Linked DNA regions of Homo sapiens: region 1 is linked to region 2. A link is a loop called in an ENCODE intact Hi-C map of the cell type or tissue named here. Cell type or tissue: IMR-90. All regions are shown on one strand.

The links. Peaks named below come from ENCODE experiments on the same cell type or tissue, not always from the same donor. Only the 100,000 strongest peaks of a DNase experiment are listed, where the experiment ranks them.
Region 1: a loop joins it to region 2, with 3 times the contacts of the local background. A loop is called at or near these places in 2 of 110 quality-filtered maps.

The regions. Positions count from the first base shown.
Region 1 is chr2:144,067,339-144,075,338 of GRCh38, forward strand. The region is part of intron 6 of QTMAN (queuosine-tRNA mannosyltransferase); the gene reads right to left. Among named protein-coding and RNA genes, the nearest start is that of QTMAN-AS1, 130 kb to the left of the region's middle. In IMR-90, a CTCF peak has its summit at 4,339; a DNase peak (open chromatin) is centred at 4,283.
Region 2 is chr2:143,578,484-143,586,483 of GRCh38, forward strand. All of the region lies in intron 11 of ARHGAP15 (Rho GTPase activating protein 15), which reads left to right. It overlaps LOC101928361 (a long non-coding RNA gene), which reads left to right and starts at 6,112. Exons shown (of 2, transcript XR_007087253.1): 1 at 6,112-8,000. In IMR-90, a CTCF peak has its summit at 3,696; no DNase peak of the experiment used is centred here.

The sequences.
Region 1 (8,000 bases), 490 kb after region 2:
TAAGAAATTATTTCCCCTCATCTGATTTAGGAGAATCAAAAGGTTTACCTGGTTTGCTCTTCATAAGCTTTACAAGGAGGTGTGTGCATGCACACATACTTCTATAGCATTTAGCGAGGACAATAAGAAATTTGATGGTTATGCCACTCACTGCACACTTAGGGACATCATAGCATATAAAAGAAATCCAATTAAGAGTTGTTTGGAGGTGACTAGTAGAAAAAGGATTATTTATCCCATCACATTATAAATAGCCAGGAGCCAGGCAGAGAAGCAGCTGGGTGCAAGGAAGCATTAGGGAGCTGTGTCTAGGGTACCGCCAGAGAAGAAGGTGGCAGCTGGGAGTGGGGAGGGTTTCAGCATCCAACATTTAAAATGATTCAAACAGGAAAATGCCAGCTGGAAGAAGGGGGTGCTAGGCATCCAGTAACCTTCTGGTAAAACCAATTTTCTGTCTGGTATAACAGAAAGCACATGCCACACGTTAGTATCTCAGGTTTTGAGGTGGGGGAAGTGCTTTTTCCCCAACAATTATCTTGTTCATGTGGTGAGTGCCACCCCCAAAGGGAAAGCACCAGGGAGGATGACCTGTTATTAAGTCAGCACATTTTGGCCTATGTCAACATTAGGACAGTTCTTCTGGGTACCAGGATAATATGCCAAAGAGACCTTTAAACATTTTATATGTTCCCTAATTTAAACTGGGAATATGATGGTCCCTTAAGATGATTCTCTTTTTAAAGGGTATATCATTAAAAGGGTTATATGAGTTGATTCCACTAAAACATACACACATACACACACACATACTTGTGCACGCACACATGAAATGAGACATCTACTTCAAGTATGTATGACAGGCATCTAAAGACTGCGGGTTTAAACCCTCACTTTATCAGCTCTAAAGGCCTAATTTTGCAATCAGCTAAACCTACAGTACATTTTCATCAAGTGCTGCAAATCAGCAAAATATTAAATGAAACTTGAAAAAAATGATTATGAATCCACAGTTCTGTTTGACTGTATAATTCTATTTAAGATTAAAATTACTATCATAAAAAGGCCACTTTCTGAATGTAATTCCACAAAAACATCATCACAAAAGCTTTTACTGCTATTTATGTCAGAATGTATTTTAAACAGTTCTAATCATTTACCTTTGTGGACACTTAATTAAAATTACAAAACCAATTTTAATCTGTAGTCCAATTAATATGCAAATATATGCAAATGTGGTAAATCAAGGTGGTGATTAAGTTAAGGACACTCTATTTCATGTCTGCTTTAAGTGTGAAAACAAACAATCTTTTTTGTAATTGTACTGATGGATTGTGATGTTTATAGGGTTAGTATGGGGTACAAATGTTTATGCATCAACATTATGCCAAAACAAAGATTTTATACTCTGGAGTGATTTAGCATCCAGCATACATTCAGATGCAACAAAGTCATTTTGCAGTCATCTTGTGAATTAGAATAAGGTCAAAGCAAAGTTAAATTTCTATGTCATCCATTTGTATGGCTATTTAAAATTCAACAATCACTTTCTGATGTGTTAGGTAAGAGCCAAGAAGTCTCAAGAATGGCATATTATCGCCCTTTATCATTTAGTATTCCTAATATAGCGGTTTATCTTTGATACTGTTACTGCAACCGTTCTCTCATTAGGGTACAAAGATATTCAGCCTTTTTAACCCCTCTTTTTCACAAGTTTTAAATATGGAAAGTACGGCTAAAATCCAAGTGACCACCACAGTTTAAGTATAGAAATGCTCAACACATCCTGACATCCAATTCTTTCCTCTTTCTTTTCTCCTGTTATTGCATAGATGGTACTGATGACAAAATTTTTCTGAAGAAAAACTGGCTGCGGGAACACTGTTTTAAAAAGGGCATATGCTTACCTTCGACAGGATTTGGTTTCTTAAATTTGTGGTCAGTCTTATGGGAATCTTTTACAAAAAAAAAAAAAAAACACCTACAACTTCCTTCTAACCAATGACTTCTCCATTCTCAAACACATCTCTATTTTCTGAAATAAATACATTTCTGAAATGTATATCTTGCAGAGATGAAGAAACAGGGTCATTTTTTGAAAAAGAAATAGTGTGACCTAAAAATCCCAGTCACATTATGTCATATCCTAGGGAAAAAAATAATCTCAAAGCTTTGTTCTTGATGAAATATCCATGAGTGATCACATAACACATTTATGTCAGAAAAACATTAAGAATAACAGGTTTGATCATACTGTTTTTGTGCAAATGTGACTGATTTCCTTTTTTCAAGCCTGAAGAAGCCAGAGCTGCTCAAATAAATTTTGAAATGATTATAAGAAGATATTTGGGTACAGTACCTTTATGCTCCAAATATTTCATGCTTTTGAAATATTCTTTCCAACGTTAAACATTTAGATATTGACAAATAAGAACTTCAGCAACACAGCATTAATCATTAGCATTTTGCACACATTTCTCATTGGACACTTATTTTTTGCAGCTGCATTATTTAAAATAATCTTTTCCATTCTTAATTGAAGATATATTCATATATATTTCCCCATTTCACTTAGAAAAATGAGGAAAATGGATTTGAAATTGCTGTCATCCCATCATTTTTAACGCTATACATTAAAAAATATTATTGCTCTGTGAAGGCAGATAATTTAATAAAAAGCAATACACTTTATAGTTATGTTTACTAAAGTAGGTAATGTGTCCTTAACGTGCTTCTGGAAACTTATTTCTCCCTCTCAATCTAATCTAATTTTACCACCCATATTTTGAAATTCTCAAAAATATCTAACTTTCTAAGAACAAAGATCCTAATAAATGTTGAATGTAATTGCTACATATATTTTTCCTTTAACTGTTCCACTGTTACCATCATTACTTTGCACTCTACATATTCTTACAAATAAGTCATTCTTCTAAAATATTTTTAAATGAAACTGTATACAACAAACCATTAAGTTCATCTCTCTCTGTGAGTAGGTGTTTAGGGACTCTAATTTTCTAAATGTATCTAGTACCAACATATTCAATTATGAAACAGTCTTCATGTGATGATGCACCTAAGACAGCAGTTTACATTTATATTAACAAACTCTATCTTCATTATAGTACAAGGACAAAGCAGGATTCCCTTCCCCAATTTAGATCCAGCAGTGAAATACATAACACAATACAACATAAAATGAAATAAAAGGAAGAACATAAAATGCACTGCATTAAATATTAGCAAAAAAATACCAAGCACAAAACTGCAGAACCAGCAGCACAGTGAGCTGTGTTAACACAATAGACCATCTCAGGGAGAGCAAATGGAGTAAAAATGTTTTGGAAGTTAGATAATCAATGTATTAAAGTCAATCTTTTTCTACTATATAACATGACTTTTGTTAAAGATTATTTCTTAAAATTATACGTTTCCAGTATTATGTAATTTAACCCATATATCAATCTGGAAATTATGTCAAGCAATATATCAGAAACCCTGAGCCAAACCGGGACTCCTCTGGTCCAGCTCTTGTAGGAATATGTCACAAAACTGTATTAGTGAGTAAACCGTACCATGACATGACACTAGAAAACAAAGCATTAATGAATAGGAACACAGATCAAAATATCATCTAATTAAGAGGTAGTCATGATGGGATGTCCTGCTGGCTTTAAATGAGAAAAGAGGGTTGTTATTTACAGGGCTTTGTGAAAGTGCTTAGCTTAAAGCTATATAGTTTCATTTAATAGCAGGTATGGGACAGAGGATCAAAAATCTACAATAAAACAAATAAAACATTGTTAAAAGGACATAAAATGCTTTAAAAAACCTTACTAAAATAAACATACTGCCACTGTTTTTTTTTTTTTTCTTACTCCATTGGAATAAATAACATGGGAACATTTTGCCCTTTGAAGGAATATCAGTCTTAGGAACAAAATAGAGTTTCGAGGGGGATAGGGGTTGGGGATGTTTATCTCAACAATACGCTAATTTTTAAAAGAAAACTTGGTTTTTTTATTGTGTAAATTATGTGATGAATTATTTAAAATTAATCCCGATTATGCAAAAACACATGGAATTTTATATTTCACAACCACTACCCTTTTTTAGATTGGGCACATGGTTTCAGAAAAGGCTAAAGTTAACAGAAATGGATACTCGCTTTTCTTTTCATGTAGTTTACTGATAATCATGCCTAAATAAACTGATTTGACCTTGGGAATGTCTCACGTTCCACGAAGCAGCCCTTTTGAATCATCTCCAAAACCTACACATCTGAGATGATTTTGGACCTCCTCCCAGGAAAAGCCTTCATCTCAATGGCCATCTAGCGGAGATGAAAGGCCCAACATCTTCTCTAAATTTCTGGGAGGCTGAATGTTGCCTATGTCAAATTCTATACTCTGTCCTCCTGCCTTGGATGGTGGCAAGTTAATAAAATGAATCATACAAGATAATATGGCAATATTCTCTGGGCATACTTTCTTCTAATCAAACAAATCTTTTTCAGACATATCACACTCTTAAATCTTAGAAGTGCACAAAAAAGGGAGGGGTGAGGAGAACAGCAAGAATCTAGGCCTCTTGTAGACAAGAATAAAGCCAACTCAAAAATTAAGGCCAGAAAAAGCTTTGCATCTGTTTGCCATTCTAAACCTAGCCCCAGAGTAAATCATCTCAGAGATTCTACTAAATCTACAATTTTCTACAACCTTTTTAGTATGTTTATTTCTTTGCTCACACGAAAAGCCATGCATCCAAAAACTCTGGATCAGAGAGCAAGCAACTTCAATCCAAGTTCAAGCTGTGAATGATCAAGAATGAGACTTAGTATTTACTTTGCTTATGCTCAGTCAGTTTTATGTGGAGGAAAAATAGGAATCCGATGCCCAGAAAAAAAGCAGAAAAGAGGTGTATTTCACATTTTCCCTATAACTTATATCTCTAATTTTTTTGGTTTCACTGTAGCAAATCCCAGTGTAAAGGAGTGTCAGAGTGTATGTGTCTGTGTAAAGACAATCTTACTTTCTTACCAGCACAATTCAAAAGATAGGATACATATTTTCAGTTACATAGGCTATCTTGAAGACTCACAGAATTTTAAAACTAGATTCGAGCACTTAGTCCGTCTTCTCATTTACTAAGACTCAGAGAGTTTTAGTAACTTGACTTGTCCAAGGTCATTCAACCAGTTGATGTCAACTGCAAGGCAGAACACAGTTCTAAGTCAGGCAGGGCAGCAAGAAGCAAGTCTGTTTAGAAGCTAAGCAGGAATTGCACCACTCCTTGAGAAAGGGGCCTGTCCTCAAAACCTTGACAGAAATCCACAACACAGAATCAGACAACAGAGAGCCAGGCCAAACGCCTTCACAAGGTTCCTTTAACTTGAGAGTGCTCAGCATGTACATGACAGGCTTAGGGTCTTTGTCTGGCTTAATAACAGGCTTTTCATTCTAGAAAATACTTTCGTAGAGTTTAAAAGAGTTAAAGACAAGACTTAAATTTAGTGAGCATAGACTACACTTACACTTTATTATTCCTGCAAAGATCTTGACTCCTAAGGAGCTTAAAACTTAGTTGGGACATCTTGAAGCAGACACAGGGGGATTTTATGTTACAAGTTTTGCTCTGTGGCCATATTTCTCTACCTTTGCTTAGACTCAAATGAGTAGCCATTAAAACTGATTTCCCTGGGTGAGGTCTGTGAGAGGGATAACCTTTATTCACGTCAAACAGCACTGTATGCATAAATTATCTGATCTTTTTAAGCTAATTGGAAATTGCAACTTGATAACAACATAGCCAATCAAAATGGACAGCTATATATTGTCACCCAACATACTTCTCACTCACTATAAAAATGTGAACTAAGACCTTTAAGGATTAAACATATATATATTTTATATATTTATATATATATCATATATATTTATTTATTTCTGTAAACTGAATATCCTGGCAATTATAACAAAAATGCTGATTAACATAGATTTGGCAAGCAATCTGTTTTACTCTCCTGTGAAAGAAAGGTGATGCAATGGAATTATATTCCAGCCCAAGTCATATCATGACAAGAAGTTTTGGATCAACTTCAAGGGAGTCATTCTAAATATTCATTATGTCCTTTTGAACAAATAATTTTGTGCAATTATGGATCCACGATCGTTTTCAAAAAGTTTGTTTACAGAGCCCAAGAAGTTCTGCATAGCCCTTTCTGGGTTTACAGAAAGACATGAGTGGGCAGGAGAAAGCAACCTGGTAGGGTCTCCCCTCCTGCTCCAACAAAATCAGCTCTACTTCTGATAACATAACGTTTGAAAAAATGTTTGCTTAGCTAAATAACGGTTCAAAAGCTACCATCTTATTTGGAGGGAGAAATTAAAGTTAACATACAAAAAAGACTGCCAAACAATTATTTCCTTCGAATCATATCCCCCAACTCCCAACCTTGATGGGGAGAACTTAGGACAAAAATTCCACAACTCAGTTGTGTTGAGTGAAACGTACATTTATTAAACTCATGGACTCCGCAAGGCATTGTGCCCTATGCAGGAAGAGGGTATATCATCCCATTCTACAAATGAGGAGGCTGAAGCTCCATTACTGATTAAATACTTTATCCAGTCACATGGGTAGTTAATAGCAGAGCTGGGAAGTAACCAGGTCCCTGCCACCTAGTCCAGGACTCACTCTTGAGTATACCAAATAGCAATAAAGAGAACATGCTCCTATTTGATTTGTTGAACAACCAACCACACAATGATGAATTATGAGCCAAAAGGGGATATGAATCTCTTATTTCAATGTAAATATAAACAATTATAAAATTGCATGAGTTAAAATACTGACATGATTGATTTTAAGAATTTAGGAGCAGGGTTGAGAAGGAGGGGTCACACCTATTTTTAATTTTGGCTACAGATAACTAATTACAAAACTAATGTTACATAATAACACACTGAAATATGTAATTTACATGAAGATTTTTTGAAAAGCAAAAGTTAAAAATCATATTAACCTGTGACTGATTTTATTAAATCTACTTTCCTCTCTCTTCTGTTCTAGCTATGCAAACTAAAGAACACAGAGCACTTTCCAAGCTCATTTAAAAATCATTTTTCTAAAACTGAAAAATATTTGAGCTTTACTACTTGGGATGATTAAAGATAAACAATAACTTTTGGACTTCATATATTTTCTAATCTTGCGTAACTGTGATAAAGCCAAGCTTCTAATTAGAAATATAAAATGACAGAATTTTGAAACTTAGAGGAACTTGAGATATAATCCAGCTCAATGATTTCATTTTACAGATTCAGACACTAAGGCCGTAAAAGGTTAAATGAGGGGCTTGACCACACGCAGACAGTTAGTAACACTGCTGCAACTCCAACCACCAGGCTGGAGATCTTTTCACTATAGCAAACACTTTAGATTATATCCAGAGTATTAGTAATGTTCTCCAAAAATGTGTCAGAGGCTACAGATGAGCACAGAACCAGCCATCATAAATGATGATCATTACCTCAATAAAAAAGACGTTTAACTCTCTGTGACACAACTAAATTATCCAATCACTTCTGCCTTAGTTTCCTCCTTGAAGTACAGCTATTTTTGACATATGCTATGTTGCAAAGAGTGAAAAGCTCAAGTTTTGCCAACATTTGAGGTTGGAAAGCGCAATTAACTTTTGAGGAGGTAAGCAATACGGAATAAGTTTTGTAATTAGTATTATAATTGATAGTTACAATCTAGAGCTTTCTCACTGATTCTACCTTACTCATCTAAGCAGAAAAAATTCTACATGAAACTTGTGAAAGGTAATAAAGTTTACGGGAAATGAAGTCACCAAAGATGCTGGATGTATGGGAAGTCAGAACATGTGTACATATTAGGAGAAATCGAGAATAAGAAAGGGTGAATTTTTAAGAGAATGCTACATAGCTAATCTGGGTCGTAACACGCACTCACATGTTAAAAGCGTCACTTTTTCTGAT
Region 2 (8,000 bases):
AAGGGCCAGGGAGAGTAATGTTGAAATCTTTGATGACTCTAGGCCATCTAGAAAGCGCCAATGGCGCTCTATACATTTTTAAAAAAGGTGGGGGGGTAGTTTTTTGGTTGATAATTTTGGTCATTTTTAGTGGTATCCCTGTGCAGAAGAAGATGCTTTTATTCAATAAGAGAAAACTGTTTACTGTTTTTGTTGTATCAGGGACACATGACAAAGCATTCAAATATGCAAATAATTGCAAACTGATGTATCCAGCAGTTTAAAAATTGAATAAATAATTTAGTTTTTACGCATGGGCAACTCTTGCTAAAAAAACTACAAATCAGAACTCTTCTGTTTGAATCTATTTTATTTTGTTAATAGATGAGCTAATATGATAGGCATTTAATTGTATAATATATTATTAGCCATTTTCTTTGGCATACCATTAACTTTAAATAGTATTAATATTTAACATTTCATAATATACACTACAAAGTTCTTATTTTTTCCAGCTGAACAGAAAATGTACATTGATAGTAAATCTCTTTAAAGTGGGTTTTAAGATGCTAAGTATGCAAAACCTGTTCCATTTATACTGTTTGATCAGAAATACTCAAAATGCCACAGCATAATAAGGCAAATGCTGTAAGATGACAATGATGCCAAAACTGTATTATGATTGTGTATTCAAATACAATGTATCGCATAATTAAGCATAATTATATAATTTGAATATTTAAGAGAGCATTTAAAATGTGATAGGAAGCATCTAAGTACATCGACTTCTCAGGATGGTTAAATCAGAGAGTGTAAAGTTGCGATTAGTATTTGTTACTGAATGGAAAACTAATTCAAACACAAGTTTGCAAGGAGAACACTTGTAGCTGGCTCAAAATCATAGGCCCTAACTTTGTCTCATTACATTTGAATCTGTTTAAATTTGAGTACCATGTTTTTCTGTCCTTGCAAAACGTCATTTAGTTAGTTGAGGTGGGGCTCAGAGTTTCTAGGATAGTTGTAGGATGCCTAGGATAAATGATGCTCTTTGTTCCATGGATATCAATTGTGCCCTTCATTCAGACCAGCATTCTCAGATAGGTGTGCCCACGACCGTGAGGGGAGCTCGTCCAAAAAGAATAAAGGGAGCAACTCAAATGCATCCCTGTTTCCAGGAAGACTGCCCAGAGGCTATGCCCCACTTAGTATAAATCAGCCAGATCTTTTTGTCGAGGGAAGAATAGTGCTGATCATGCAACTTCCTAAGTAGAAGATGAAGCTTGATTTCTTATTAATAAATATTTGGGGGGTATAATTTTAAGTGGGCAAGAATTAAGATTCTGAACTTTTCCAGCACTCCCTGCACAGAGCTTTTTTTCTCCATTACCAGCACTGAAACATTTGTTTTATTTTTTTATTTTTATTTTTATTTATTTATTTAAGTTTTAGGGTACATGTGCACATTGTGCAGGTTAAAAGAACTTTTCTTCAGCTCTCAGTGTTCTTTCTTAATAAAACAAATGTTTCTTCAAAACATTTGTTTTATTAAGAAAGAACACTGAGAGCTGAAGAAAAGTTCTTTTTATTTCTAATTCTCCCTAAATTTTCAATGATGTGAACATAAGCCCAACAGACCAGGCTTATGGCATACTCTAAAATTGCAGTAGAAACTCGAACAATTTTTTCTACTTCATTTTATGTAATGGTGACTTAATTAGGGGCTAAAGACAGGTGAAAGAAGTTGTCCCAACAACGAGTATTTAATATGTCAATTTTTTCAGAGATTTGTGCCATTGCAAGTAAATAGGAAATGAAAAGACAAAATTTAACTAAAGATTTCCTGTATCTGTTAGTACCAAAGCCAGATAAATTTCTCCAGAGGTCAACATATTCTCCAGAAGCTGACCACATCCAATTATTTCCAGCCCACGCCCAACACGAATCTTATGCTCCTGCAGACAAATATAATTATTACAGGCAGAGAATGGTATGTTTATTTCCACCTCGATGACTTGCCGGTGACAACAGATTCTGTATTCTGGATCTCTTCTTTTCCCGAAATTCTCTTGCTTAGCCCATTTTTCAAAACTCCACTGAGGTTCCAAGTTCCTGTGATGAATTCAGCTCATTTTCTTACTCATCCTTCTTTTAGATGTATTTTTAAATTTTAATATGCGTTTTATCACAATTATTTTAATACCTTAAAATATTTAATATTTTAATACTTTAAAATATCCTAGTTTTTTGTTTTCTGTATCATTACAAATATATTGGTACATAATTCTAATTAATATATGTAATTTTCCCTTTATACTAATTCATGCACTTGTGCCTTGTCTTCCCAACCAAAACCATCTAGATCCTCATGGATAGGATCATATTTGACTTTTATATTTTTACCCTCAAGCTGTGCAAGAAAGTGCCTATAAATAATGGATGTTTAATAATGATGGTCTTAATGATAACTAATATATACTGAGCACTTCCTATGGGCTAGGTACTGTATGTGCTAAGTTTTGAACAGTAGTATCTTGTGATCATCACAATAATCCCACTTAGCAGGTTCTATTTTCATTCTCATTTTAAGCTAAAGGAACTGAGGTAGAATGTGATCAGTAACTTGACTGCAGGCACAGAATTGGTAACCAGCTTCACACAGGTATGCTTGAACACCGTCCATGTTTTCAGGCATACTCGATGGACTAATTAGCTCCACAAAAAGCCAGAAGATGCAAGTGCCAAGTGACATTTGTCTCAATATGCCATAAAGGTTAGAGAAGCTGCATTTTTTTTATAGTTTCACTTTACAGAGAACTGGGCTCATTGTGGCAAACAAGCAACTTGCTGTGCCAGCTGGTACATGGCTATGTGTCATTGCCCACACTGCAGTCACATCTTGGAGTGCCCTTCCACCCCACAGCCCCATAGCCCCACAGCCCCACACCCACCTACAAATCTCTTATTCATCCTTCAAAATCAAGCTAATATGTTATCACCTCTCTGAAACTGTCCTTAAATTTCCCAGGGAGAGGCAACCTCTCCTTCTCTCCTCTGGTTTTCCTTCATTTTATCCATGCATTTGCCATAGCATTTAGTACTGTATAATCATTTACCTTCTCACTTCGAGAGCTTGAATTCCCTAATAGCAAGTAGGGAGGGCTTGTTACCTTTACCTCTACTGCCTGGCAAAGGGATTAGTACAACAATGTAAATAAATAGGTCTTAAATGAGTTACAGGAAAAAAATGTAGGTTATACTTGGAATTAGCTGTCTCAACTCCGGAAATGGCACATTCTGTCGCTATTCTCCGGCATCTCCCCCAACTTCACATTCCCAGAATCTTTGGAAGAGCAAAAACTCTCATCTTCAAAGACAATTGCTTAAAATTTTCCAAGGATTGGAGCTTCTCTTTCACAATCATTTCATTGGTGGGGAGGGTAAAGGGAGGAAGGAAGAGGTCAGTTTCTTTTCCTGAATGACATTATCTCTAAAGACTCTGGAAAGTGATAAGTGCCATTTAGCACTCTTTTATTTCAAGTGTCTATGATGTGAAGAGTGTTTGCTTCTGCAGGCTGAGCAGCCCCATTGGAGTCTAATATTAGACGTGATATAAGATGTGCACATCTTTCACATTATGAGGCTTTATGTTTCAAACCCCCATACCTTGCCTCTGTGTATTTGACAGCTGCTGTCCTGCAAGGCAATGGCCAGTAAGAGGCATGATTGCACTAAATTGGAAGCATGAGGCAAAAGGGTGTGTTTTTATTAGGGGGGCAGGGAAGAAATTTGAGGGTAGTAGGTTAGAAGAAATCATCCACAGATGCTGATCTCTGTCGGTTAGTGGATGTGATTTCTGAATTGTGGTAATTCCTGTTTCTGTGACAGTTCATCAAAAATCGAGGGCACTACTTTTGAAAATTACCCATGGTTTCATTTCCAAACTAGATGCAGACTCTGTGCTTTTGATTATTAGAATTATTCAACTCACTCTGTGGGGCAATGAGGAGGGGCATTGATAAATCCTACCCCAACTGATACTCTGTAAGAGATTCGTTACAGAAGCATGAGGTGGCAGAGCAAACTCCATCACTTTTTAACAAGTGTTATCTAAACACACAGTGGCAACCGATGAGTGAGCCAAAGTGACAATTTGGAAATTCATTTCTCTCCTTCAGAAAGTCTGTGTGGGTTGGGAACAGTAGAACTAAAAGATGTGGAGACAAACTTTTTTCTACTTTTATTAAGCATTTCTAGATGAATTGTGAAAGGCAACTCAGCAGATGTCTACTGGCATCTCTCTTTCCCCAAAGACTTCTTTTAAAGTCATATAAAACACTTCTCATACCAGCTTGCCAATGGGTGAGGAGGAGACAATACTTCAAAAACTTTTCATGGTTAACACCAGATTGATAGTTCCTTTAGCAAAGCTAAATCTTGAAAGCTGTTTTTCTTTCATTCTACCAAGAACTGGCTCAGGTTGAGTCCCAGCTTTTCTTCAGGGATATGGGAACACTCAGATGGGAACTGTGTAGATGGAAGAAGTGTGGAAAGGGAGAGATGAGTGTACATTGGCTACGTCTAGTGCAGGGAAATCATTTCTCCACTGGTCTCACGTACAGCTGGCCACCCTCCTGATCTTGCTAAAGGGGCATATAAGTGCCATTGTTAAGAGATGGGGCTTAAAATGTAAGAGGAGTTTCAAGAGAAGTGAGCTGCAGATCCACATAGGAACATGTCAGGAATTATTTAAGTGGCCGGTAATATGAGTATCATGCTACCAACACTGAACAGTTTATCACATAAATATAATTGTCTTCTTTGAGAAGAATAATAAAAGCTGACTCCATATGTTACATATTATTTAAAATTGTTCCTGCAAGATGTATTAGTCCCAGAGAAGAAGCAATTCTTCTACCAGAGGACAACAGCAGTTTTATTGTATAACATTGTCATTTGTTTAATTTGTTTGTTCCCAGTAGTAGTTTTACAGATTTTTACGAACTGTTACTTTTATAGAAAGTTGAGTTACTCATGATGGATATTGCTGGCATTCGTAAAGACAAAAATGGGGGGGGTGGAAGAGGTCAGAAAGGTAGATGGTGTGGATTTCCCTAATGAAATTTGCTTAAGCCAATGCTTCTGAATTCTTAGAGAAACCAAAAATTACTGTAGGGAGTTAGGTTCTGTTTGGGACATTTCTAAGATTTTTGTGTGAGTTTATTTAAACATGATCAAGTTAAACTCAGTCTGGAAGACCTCTTGTGAACTGACAAACAACTACTTTTATTCAGAAATAATTGTGAGTAAATGGGAGTTCTCCGAGGTTTTATGTTTTTGTATTTGAACCAATTACCAAAGAATACTAATTTTATAGTTCAATGTCTACTACCAATTTTTAGGCATTTTATTGGTTAAGAAAACCAGTTTCCTCTGTCATTTCTCACAATTTCAACTAAACTTTACTTTTTAGCTAAATTAAGTGAAACTTTTCTAGGTAAATTTGGAAATTTTGGAATTTTAAAATGGAAACATTTTAGTTTGCATTCTCCTTTGACTGATAGATTTAATATATACCGAATGAGAAAATGCCACCCAAGAGTAACCATTCATGTTTTTTGAACTGTTAAAATGCATTCTATTGCAGTTTCACAACACTGAAAGCAAGTGTCTAAAATTACCGAAATAAAGCTGTCCCAACAGGGTAGATGAAAAACTGGCCAGATAATCAGCAGTAAAGACCAATCTTCTTTGATATCAAGGTATCTAGACATTCACAATTTGTTCATTTGTAGCATTCTGGCAGACTTAAAACTCTAGACGAGAATAGCCATGCTATTGCAATATAATCTGGATAATTAGAGCATTTAGAAATCCGACAATAGGCCATGTGCGGTGGCTCATGCCTGTAATATCAGCACTTTGGGAGGCCAAGGTGGGTGGATCACTTGAGGTTAGGAGTTCGAGACCAGCCTGGCCAACATGGTGAAACCCTATCTCTACTAAAAATACAAAAATTAGCTGGGCGTGGTGGCAGGCACCTGTAATCCCAGCTACTAGGGAGGCTGAGACAAGAATTGCTTGAACCCCCAGGAGGCGGAGGTTGCAGTGATCCAAGATCATGCCACTGCACTCAAGTCTGGGCAACAGAACAAGACTCTGTCAAAAAACAACAACAACAACAACAACAATATAGAAATATAATACATATCTACAAAAGCCAATTGAAGTCAAACTGGAATTCTGCAAAGCAATCTTTATGAATGTGAGTAAGTTAGGTCATATTAGGTTGGTGCAAAAATAATTGCAGTTTGGCCATTATGTTTGCACCAACATAATACATCTTTTATTCTCAGTGCAAGATTTTTGATCTACATTTCTGAATAGCTTGGAAAATAAAGTATGGTCACATCAGAACCAGTGGCAGGTAAAATTTCTAATTATAAATTGGCTCAAATGATTTATATTTGACTTTGGAATGTCTTGCTAATATCTTCGTACATGTATTTTACTTTTTGCTGTTAAAACATTTTCTAAACATACTGATAAAGACTAGAGAGATGGATCAGAAACATACTGGGTGTTAAAAAATCATCCCGAGGTTTAAAATGTTCTTTCTAAATTTAGATAAACGCAAGATAAATCCCACAGGAAGTTCACAATTCCATAGATGTCTAAAACTAAAAGAATGCAGAGATTTTCTCAGCTCCATGCCGTTTCTTGTAATTGTATGTTGACTGAGTAGAGAGTTATAAAAACACCCCAGCCTGATTTTATGCAACTATATTGCTGTTTGTCAAAAGAATACTTAAAAACTTGTCAAAAGAATATTTACAAACTATATTTAAGAATATTTAAATAACTGCTATAAAATTTAAATAATACAAAAATATACAAAGAAAAATTACATCATCTAGTCATTTCATAAATAAACACATACATAAATATACACATAAATAAATATCTTAATATTTAGTGAACAACACCATTCTAGATGGCCCTATGTGTTGGTGTAGAGAGATTGATAGAGATGAATAGTCAGATAAAAATATGATTCTGCCACAGTGGTTATTCCTTAGCAAAAATGTTTTATGTTTAGTTCTACTTGAATTTTAAGAAGAAAAAGAAATTAAATGAACTTGAAAAATGACTGAACTTCAAATAAATGTTTATTTGACCCAAGAAATATTAGCTTCTGAAAGAAGTGTTTTTAATAAAAAGTGTTTTTATTTTAGACCAAATCTTTCTCATTGATGAGGAAATTAGTACAATTATTCTTCCTTCCAGATAGTCTTCCAAGTTATTTAGGATTTTATTATTGAAAATGTTATATTATTTACATTTATAAGTATATCCCCAATATTGTTTGGTCTTATTCTATGCTGCACAGGAAATATGTTCACCCCTTTGTTATTTTACCAAGTTTTCTCTGTAAGGGAAAGTGCCTTGCTGTAATTTTGTGTTTATTAGATTTAAGCATTCAGTTACTTTTCCAGAAAGAATCATGGTTAGGCTACTCTCTAGTTTCTGAATGTTTCACAGTGTCTGCAAATGGTCTTATACTGGAAGAGCATGTCACGGTATAAAATAATATATCTATATTTAAATTTCTCTAAATTTTGCACACTTTTTCATGTAGCACTCAGTGTTGCTGTGAAGTTCTCTGAGGTCATTCCTCCCACCACCACCCCCTTGGTTAGTATGATTTACCTGTGCTGCCTGGAACACCATATGGCTATATTTTTAATTCCTAAATTTTAATAGCTACACTAGGATTTGTTAGATTAATTGTTCTATGTCAAATTTTCCTGGGACTAAGTGTGTCACTTTAGTAAGGAAATTTAAGTCCTTCTGTATTTTCAAAACTTTTCTTCTATTACATCTTTAATTTTTTTTTCTGTGGCATTTGCTCTATTCTCTTCTTCAAGAGAACTAGTCCTATTTTTCTTGTGTACTGTAATCACTTTTATCAATATACTAAAACTATTCATAGACATATTTTATGTCTTTAATCTTTTTCTTTT